Regions from separate parts of the Homo sapiens genome. Here region 2 is linked to region 1. A link is a contact called in ENCODE Hi-C or POLR2A ChIA-PET data. All regions are on one chromosome and are shown on one strand. The core of a region is the stretch at or near the end of the contact, and the rest is flanking DNA. Distances in the headings are between cores, read along the strand shown.

Region 1 (4,839 bases), core at 1-2,500:
CTTGAAAGTGTAAGTAAAAGTGAACAGAAATTTTTTTTTTAATTTAAAATAAAAGATTGTTAGGGAACACCAAGTCAGTGGGTTATGGGAAAAGAGATAGATTCACATTACTGTGACCTAAGGAATGAAGAGGTGGTGGGGAAGTGGCAAGCATGGGAACAATCTAGTTTTTCACGAATTAAGCCATGGAAAGACAAAGGAGGTGGTAGATAGAAGGAGAAACAAAGTCTGAGGCCCTTCCCCATCCTTTTACCAGTAGAGAAGGGCCTTATAGAACACCCCTTGGGAAACCCCAGCTAAGGCTCCTAATGGTTTCTCTCTGTTTGCCTCAGGCCCATCCTTTGATTTTCTCTGCCTGGTCTTGTCTCCCAGGCTGGCTCCAGGGAATTGAATAACCCAGGCTCTCCCTGCTGGCTAGTTTACCATTGAGTTCAAAGAGCCATTGGGAGGAGGAGATTGGAAGGAAACAGGAAGGGAGGGAGAGGGGAGGGTGCTTATTCCCTGCTCCTTCTCGTTCCAGCACCGGGTTCTGCAGGGGCTGCATCCCTCCACCAGGGCGGCTTCTGCAGGGCGGCTTCTCCACAGGATAGTTCCAACAGAGCGGGGAAGCTAGCCACTCCTGCTCCTGCTCAGCCTCGGGTGGCAAAGGCTGTCCAGGTGCCTCAGCATCCCTTGGCCTTCCCTTAGCCTGGGCAACAAGCCTTCACTAAAGGTCCCTTCACTGAAGTCTTTTTCTTTTTTTGAGATGGCGTCTAGCTCTGTTACCCATGCTGGTGGCGAACAGTGGCATTATCTCAGCTCACTGCAGCCTCCACCTCCCAGGTTCAAGCGATTCTCCTGCCTCAGCCTCCCGAGTGACTGGGATTACAGATATGTACCACCATGCCCGGCTAATTTTTGTATTTTTAGTAGAGACAGGGTTTCACCATGTTGGCCAGGCTGGTCTCAAACTCCTGACCTCCGGTGATCTGGCCGCCTCAGCCTCCCAAAGTGCTGGGATTACAAGCATGAGCCAGCACGCTGAGCCAACTGAAGTCTTTTTAGTTGAGCCACCTGAGTACAATTCTGCTTCTTTCAGACCCTGACCAACACGGTGTAAGACCCCACATGACACCCCCACATAATCACTTCCTTCTTATGAGAAGCAGATAAGAGGAACAGAGTGTGAACATTGTCTACGTCTCTTATGCAAATTATGCTGAGGCCTGTGTGCCTCTTCTAACAGCCACCAAGATAGAGGACAATAGCTGCATCTGCAAATTCTCTGTCAAAATGTCCAAAGTCTTATCTGCTGTGCATGTGTGCGTGTGCACATAGGTATCACTGAATGAGGGGAAATTGGCCCTGCAGTGTTTGAAAGAAGGAAAACGTAGACTGTAATTGAATGCTGTGATGAGCCCTCCTCTAACTGTCCTAGAGAAATTGTAACAGTGATGAGAACTGTCACGGTCTGCTGCTCCCACAGTGTCTAGCACAGGCCACATGTGCACTTCCCTTCTATGTGCCTCCAGCTCTAAGTGAATTACCCCACTGTTGAGACCTGGAGACTTCCAGACAGATGAAAAGAGGTAGAGGGTTGGAAATGGTATGGGCCCTACGCAGCTAATACCTGTCCTGGAATTAAAGGGAATTTAGGGACTGAAACTGTGCTGGGCATTAGTTGCTCACGCCTCCCGGTGTTAGGGAAAGTATCTTTACTCATGCAATGCTTTCATGCTGAGATTTCAGCACATATATACTGCTGAAAAGATAAGTATCTTTATAAGTGAGTGGCTGAAGACATAAGAGAGGCATCTCTCCATGGTATGAGACTGCTCAGTTTAGGAGGTGATGCAGCTCAGGGTACAAGGCAGTGTACAGGGTAGAGTGCAGCCCAAGCCGAGGGCTCAGTCTCATTATTTCCAATCCCAGTCAACATGCTGAGACCAAGAAGAGTCAAAAAGGCGTCCTTCACTAGCCACTCTACGTGTGCACGCTCTGTCTCTGTCCATCGTCCCCATCGCCTCCCATGTCATGCGGCGCACCATACCCCTACAGAAGACTCTGTGTGATTCTCATGGCGGAAGGACAAGAGGGCTGGCATTCTGGGCTGGCCCTGGGCACTCAGCAGTGCGTGCTTTTTCTTTGGGGAAAGGCAGGACCACCAGCTTCTCCTCCATAGGCTCCAGGAAGAGGAAGGAAATATCCAGGGTTTCTCCCTGGGGATTCGTGGTTAGGTCCAGATGCACAGGAAAGGCCTCCTGAGGGCCCTTTTCCTGGGAATTTTTATCATCCAAGTCAGGAAGATATTGGACAGATCCTCTTGGCCCAGCTTTGGAGGGGGAGTCTGTTGGGGGGGTGTTTTTCTGCTGGGATTCTTCCACCTTGGGAAGGTTTGTAGGTTTCTGGTTAACAGCAGAGTTTTCACTTCCAGTGGCTGGAGCCTGGAATGAGAACATTTTTGAATGTAGAGTTCCACAGGGAAAGTCCTCCCATGCCTAGTACCAGCCTAAGCTGATCTGTGCCTTTCTGTTGGAACATTTCAAAGGGAGACTAGGTAGAGGGATGGGCCTCCTGGTGAAAGGGTTAAAAAACAAAACAGATAAGGGCCAGGGGGAACCAGGACCTGTAGAAGCTTGACTGTGAGACTGTAAGTCTCACAATTTCAGAGCTGAATAATGGCCCAGAGAGGTTCAATGACTCACTCGAAGTCTCCAGCAAGCTCTCTTTCTGTTCCCAGTAGTGGAAGCAGCAGGTGCCTTTCCTTGCTTGTTTATTCTGCACCAGGCCTTGTACAGCACCCTTCATTCAGGTCCTTTCACTTGCTTCTCACAGGGATCTGAATGATGCAGTGTCGCAATCCCATTTTATAAATGAGGCAACCAAAACTCGAACAGGTAAGTGTGTGCCTGTTACACAGCTCACAGGTACCAGAGCAAAACTGGATCCCAAGTGTCCTGTTTCAACTGCTTCAAATATACCAGGCACAAATACACCTCAAATATAAACTGCCTCTCAAATATACCAGGCTACCTTATAATAAGTGCGCAATAAACACTTCTGGAAAGGGATTGAATATTTTCATGGAAATAACTTCTCCCTGTGGCTTGAGGTAAGGTTTCTTTGGGACGCTGAATTTAATGTCTCAGAGGCTTGAATCACATCCAAGCCAGCAGTTCCCTGTTTCTGAATTTGTCTTGCTTATTCTGCAGGACCATATTGCGACTGAAACAAGGCATAACAGGTCTTTGACTGGCTATCCTGTGGATGTGGACTCAGGCTAGCCTGCGCAAAGTGGTGAGCAAGGTGGTTGGGAAAATCAAAGGAGGGGGTAAGGTAGTGGCAGGTAACTATCGATAATCTGCTCTTCTTCACAGAAAGACAGGCAATTAGATTGAAAAATACCTGTGATTCAAAGAAGTCACAAGTCACAGAGACAAACTTTTCCCAGTGTGTTCGAGTCAGAGAACCTTTGCAAAGACCAACAGGCTAAAAGAGAAAATACAATGTCATGTGAGTATTACCAGTGATCACAGATGGAAATCAACTAGCTTTCTACTTGTGTAGATACACAGCCAATCAACATTTTTATGCTTCTACTATGTAACAGGTAGACTCTGAGTCAATTCTTTCTAGATCACCCCTACCAAGAAATCATCCAAATTAGGCTAAATTGCCTCCAATAATGAGAAACTCAGTATTTCTTGAGGAATGAAACTCTGTTTGTTAAAAAAATTCTTTGTGTTGAGTGGAAAGTTATGTCCATACAACTTCTACCTCTTGGCCTTAGTTCTACCCTTGGGTCAATTAGAAAACGTGTTTTCATCTTTTATATAGCAGCCCTTTAAGTGCGTTCCACCTGACATTTCTCTTCTCAGACAAAACCACTCTCAGCTCCTTAAATTTCTCTTTACTTAAAAGTAAAGTAGCTTTGTTTCCTTATTACAAATGTAATAGTTAGAATATAGATAAACAAAAGAAAATAAAGACCTGTAAATTGCATGAAATATATTTGTTACCTGCAGTGATTTGATTTCCTTCCTTCCAGTCTTTTTTTCTATGCATATACATTTTTCTTCTACAAAATAGAGTCATATTATATATATATTACTTTATAACTCTATTTTGTCACTTAACAATATATTGTAAAAACCCTCTTATGGCATTGAATGATCTTCTAGGGTTTTTAAAATAATGGCTACATAGTATTCCTCTGTGATGTTTAACAAGCTCTCTTTTGTTGGACAGCTAGATTGAATCTAATTTTTCTGTTGTTTAAACATTGAAGCTATATCTTTTCATGTATTCCTAGTTACTTCCTTAGAATAAATTCCTAGAAGAGGAATTTTAGAGTCATACTGTATGTACATTTTCAAGCATAAATAGAATGTTATAATAAAATGTTGCCTCAATTTCTAAAGAAGAGCTCTTAAGTATATCCACATAAAATTTACTAAATTTATCTAAAAATAAACTAAAAATAGAACTACCATTTGATCCAGCAATCCCACAGCTGGTGATTTACCCCCCCCCCCCACCCCCGCCAACAAAGAAACTACTATAAGAAAAAGACAACTGCACTTGTATATTTATCACAGCACTATTCATAATAGCAAATATGTGAAGCCGATGTTGTGTCCATCAATGGATGGTTAGATTAAAATGTGATGTGCATGTGTGTGTGTGCACACACACACACACCCATGGAATACCACTCAGCTATAAAAAAGAATAATACCATGTCCGTTGCATCAACATGGATGGAACTGGAGGCCGTTATTCTAAGTGAAATGACTCAGAAACAGAAAGCCAAAAACCACATGTTCTCACTTAAAAGTGGAAGCTAAAGAAAGGGTATAC
Region 2 (4,761 bases), core at 1,103-3,602, 350 kb before region 1:
AGGCCTGAATACAGTAAAACAGGCTGACCTTCCCACAGGTAAGAGGGAGCTCCTCCTGTCTGACTGCCTTGAGCTGGGGCATTGTTTTTGCTGTTGTTGTTTTGGTTTGGTTTGGTTTTGGGGTTTTTTTCCCCCTGCCTTTGGACTCAAACTGAAAGGCCTTAGGCCAACTGGCATTTGCACTAGAACTACGCCATTGGCTTTCCCTGGTTCTCAGGCCTTTGGACTCAGACTGGAACTGCACCATTGCTGCTCCTGGGCCTCCACCTTGCCAGTCGCAGATCTTGGTAATTGTCAGTTTCCATAATTGCATAAGCCATTGTTTTATTTCTCTTACTAATGTTTTATATTCTTCAGTAAAATGTCTTGCCTATCTTTAATTAAACTTGCTTCTTGCATTTGATATTTTGCTACCGTAAATAGTATACAAAATATACTTTCTAATAATTTGTGAACCTGTGCTTTTAAAGAATTATAATGGAGAATTTTCTGGGTAAGGGTAATTATGCACACACACATACATGCTATTGATTCAGAATCATCTGAATCAAGGGACATTTCAGAACCCTTTCTGCTGATACGCCCAGAGTTGAGATTTTACCCAGAAACAGAAACAGACAAATCACACAACTTTCCTCACCCCAAATCCTAAGCAAAGGTAATTGGCACAGACAGGAATTGATGAGATGTTGGCAGAGAGGAGATGCTTAGCGGCAAGAAAGCCACAATGAACCTCCCAGCCAATGCCTCACAGAGTGCAAGGCCATGTAAAAAATGAGGGAAAGAAGTCCTTGGCATTTTCCAGACATAATGACTACATTGACTTTTCCTGAGGGAAAGTTGGACAGACCAGGGAGAGGAATGAGCTGTGCTCAAGGGTCTTTTGGGTCATTTCTTTGCATTTCCTAAAGAATATGTTTTTTACCTTATCATGTAGACAACTTTGATCTGTGCTGCTGAGCATAAAGAAACATTTGATAGCTTCCATAAACCTGACAGTTTGACACTAAGTGTGGGAGGGAAATCACTAAACTAATAAGTATATGAAATATCATCCCTTCTTTGTGGAATTATGAGCTCATTCATCTCCAAAACAAAATTACATTAAAAGCTTCAGACACACGAAAATGTTGATTTGCCTCCCATTTGTTTCAAGATGGCCTTAAACCTAGAATGTGGACTTAAAAATACACCATAACAGAAAATATGGTCAGATCTAACAGCTAATTACAACACCAATATAAGGCAACAAAGCTCTCTCTTTGGTAGAGTAGAAAATAAAGCTAAAAACATTGTTTGTTTGTTTTGTTTTTGGGTTTTTTTTTTTTTTTTGAGACAAAGTCTCACTCTGTTGTCCAGGCTGGAGTGCAGTGGCGTGATCTCGGCTCACTGCAACCTCCGCCTCCCGGGTTCAAGCAATTCTCCTGCCTCAGCCTCCTGAGTAGCTGGGATTACAGGCGCGCGCCACCACACCCGGCTAATTTTTGTATTTTTAGTAGAGACGGGGTTTCACCATGTTGACCAGGCTGGTCTCAAACTCCTGACCTCGTGATCTGCCCGCCTGGGCCTCCCAAAGTGCTGAGATTACAGGAGTGAGCCACTGAGCCCGGCCGTTTGTTTGTTTTTCATTACATATATGGTGGGCCCTTTATGTGCAGGACACTGTGTGAAATGCATTTTCTCACTTAAACCCCTAACATGATGCTGAAGTAGATGCCATAATCCCATTTTACAGATGAAGCTGAAGTCCAGAAAGGTCAGCCATTTGACCAAAGTGGGCCTCCAGAAAGCAATGGAAGTGAGATCCAAACCCAGGTTTACAACAGTTATTGAGCACTACTTATGTGCCAGGCACTGATCTCAGCACTTTTCAAGTATTAACAGATTTAATCCCCACTGCAATATTACAGGGAGACATTGCTGTCACCTGATTTTAGATGAAGAAATGAGGCAGAGAAAGGTAAAATAATTTGTCCAAAGTCACACATCCCTCTGATTCAATGCCTGAGACAGATCTATGTGCAGTGGAGGGTATGGAAAGTGACATGCAGGTCATCCCTTTCCTCGGGCTGTGGACATTTCAGAATGTCCAGGGTTCGGGTAGGAACACTGAGTTCTACCTCGCTTCTGTGCCACTGTGGGAAGTTGAGGCCAAACTTAGTGAAGCCACATGGCCAGCTTGAAACCTGTGGGTCTTCGGGTTTGGCTCTCACCATTCATCTGCAAAGAAAAGCTGTGTAACCCACCTTCTCCCGAGGAAGGCACCTTTCTGCCAACAATGGCCTCACCTGACACTCTGGTCAGTTACACAAGCACTGTTCTAAAAAGCATCTGGGGAAGTACGCACAAATGCATGGCCCATTTCTACTCCAGTTAAATTTAGCAAAACTTTGAGTAAATTTTCACACCCAATGCTGGTGATTAATAGCAAAACAGTTGTGCTCATGTATCACTCATGGCTGGGAAAACAGAAGTGAAACCTTACGAAAATACCTCAGAACAACCAACAATAGTTGAAAAACAGAAAAGAAACATAAATGTGTGGGTGCCTACTGTAGCATCAAATGTAATGCTGAGAAAATTTGGAACAACCTAAATATCTAGCCATAGGAACAAGCAAAATTGTGATCCAGAAGTCCATCGATTGCCTATGAAGCCATTAACAAAAGACATGCACTATAAAGATGAAAAACAATGTTTATAGAAACAAAATAAACTTTTTTTTGAGCCAGAGTCTCGATCTTGTCACCCAGGCTGGAGTGCAATGGCAAAATCTTGGCTCACTGCCACCTCGGCCTCCCGGGTTCAAGCGATTCTCCTGCCTCAGCCTCCCGAGTAGCTGGGATTACGGGCACCTCCACCAAGCCTAGCTAATTTTTTTTTTTTTTTTTTGTATTTTTAGTAGAGATGGGGTTTCACCATGTTGGCCAGGCTGGTCTCGAACTCCTAACCTCAGGTGATCCACCCACCTCAGCCTCCCAAAGTGCTGAGATTACAGACGTGAGCCACCACATCCGGCCCAAAATAAACTTTTGGTCAACACTAAAATTGTAATTCTATTAAAAGCTTGCTTTGCAAACAGACTATGATTACAAGTGACCATTGTTACAAGTGAACAGTAATGTGTCAGGAGGCAGGATACATTTTAAAAATGTATCTTGGCTGGGCACCATGACTCATGCTTATGAATCCCATCACTTTGAGAGGCCAAGGCAGGAAGAATGCTGGAGGCCAGAGGTTCAAGATCCGTCTGGCCAACATACTCTACAAAAATGTTCTTAAAATAGCTCAGTGTGATAGTGCACGCCTATAGTCCCAGCTACTCAGGAGGCTGAGACAGGAGGATCCCAAGCCCACAAGTTCAAGGCTGCAGTGAACTACAATAGCCACTCCAGCCTGGGCAACAGAGGAGGACTCTGTCTCTAAAAAAAATATAAATAAATAAAAGTGTATCTTTACTGCTGTCATAATGTTTGTGAGTAAAACAAGAAAAACAAGTTTAGCACCAAGTTTGTTGCCCCCAGAGCACGCACATGGCCCTCCTACTCCACTTACCCTCCATTAGAATATAGTAGTCTTGGCTGGACACGGTGGCTCATGACTGTAATCCCAGTGCTTTAGGAGGCCAAGACGGGAGGATCATGAGGTCAGGAGATCGAGACCATCCTGGCTAACACGGTGAAACCCCATCTCTACTAAAAATACAAAATTAGCCAGGCGCAGTGGTGCACTCCTGTAGTCCCAGCTACTCGGGAGGCTGAGGCAGGAGAATGGCCTGAACCAGGGAGGCGGAGCTTGCAGTGAGCCGAGATCGTGCCACTGCACTCCAGTCTGGGCTACGGAGTGAGACTCCGTCTCAAAAAAAAAAAAAAAAGAGATTATAGTAGTCTTCCTTCAAGGCGACAAATCCGGGCCTACTTCTTCCCCGGATGTCTTGCCTTAGCATAGGGGACAGAAACACATTTATTCAGCACCCATAATGGCCTGGCCCTGACATAGCTGAGCTGTTCCTATGCATTATCACCTTGAATGACACACACCTTCTACGAGGCGAGTGGTGTTAATGGTCCCACGGCCCTAGACAGAGGCTTACCGCCTAGTGAAAGGATTCCCTTAACTTTCGCATATGCATTTAAAAAGGAGGATTCCCTTTACTTCCCCAGGGCCAGCTGCCTCCACAAGAGCAAGTTTAACAATGGTTTGGAAATAAGATACCCCTGCATTGCCCCCGGGCCCCCTTCCTGGTCGGCTGGCAGTTGGCCACAGTGGGAAGAGGAGGGAGAGGCCAGGATCCAGTTCTGTTGCTTTCCAGCTTCGTGCCCCCCAGGCAAGTTACCTAACCTCTCTGGGCTTCATTTCCTCAACCATTAGATAGTTCTGTAATAAACTTTTCACGTGATTATTGAACTATATGAAATAATATACGTAAAATGCTTAGAACTGGGCTCCACAATGCAACAGCCACTAGCCAGATGTGGCTAGGCCAGATGAGACGTGCTGTAAGTGTAAAAATACACACTGAAGATTTCTTATGGAAAAAGGAATGTAGAAAGTATGATTCGTAATTTTATATTGATTACATGAGAAAGTAAGAGTATTTTGAATATATTGAGTTAAATAAAATACAGTTGATCCTTAAACAGCACAGTTCCATTTATATGCAGATTTTTTCAATAAAAGTTACACTAAGTGTGCCTGTCTCTCCTGCCTCCCCCTCGCCCTCCTTCTACCTCTGCCATTCCTGAAACAAACCCAATCCCT

What was found. A loop is a pair of places that touch in the nucleus more often than their neighbours do. ChIA-PET counts read pairs that join two places held with the same protein, here RNA polymerase II (POLR2A). Pooled maps may share reads with other maps.
Region 2: a pooled map shows a loop between it and region 1 (2.6-fold over the local background). The contact joins two enhancer-like sites. A Hi-C loop is called at or near these places in 1 of 50 pooled maps. POLR2A ChIA-PET finds 5 or more read pairs at or near these places in 2 of 52 experiments (WTC11 and activated T-cell).

The regions. Positions count from the first base shown.
Region 1 is chr3:186,649,847-186,654,685 of GRCh38, reverse strand. FETUB (fetuin B) reads right to left here. Exons shown (of 7, transcript NM_014375.3): 6 at 3,385-3,468; 7 at 1,545-2,423. The coding sequence ends at 2,055. All of the region lies in intron 1 of HRG-AS1 (HRG and FETUB antisense RNA 1), which reads left to right. Among named protein-coding and RNA genes, the nearest start is that of FETUB, 12 kb to the right of the region's middle. Within about 2 kb of position 1,250, at least 4 of the 41 ENCODE cell types and tissues checked have a DNase peak (open chromatin) inside an H3K27ac peak, as active enhancers do.
Region 2 is chr3:186,998,527-187,003,287 of GRCh38, reverse strand. The region is part of intron 2 of ST6GAL1 (ST6 beta-galactoside alpha-2,6-sialyltransferase 1); the gene reads right to left. Among named protein-coding and RNA genes, the nearest start is that of ST6GAL1, 70 kb to the right of the region's middle. RefSeq lists enhancers at 2,059-2,178, 2,319-2,368, 2,379-2,598, 3,137-4,027, 4,028-4,761. Within about 2 kb of position 2,352, at least 10 of the 41 ENCODE cell types and tissues checked have a DNase peak (open chromatin) inside an H3K27ac peak, as active enhancers do.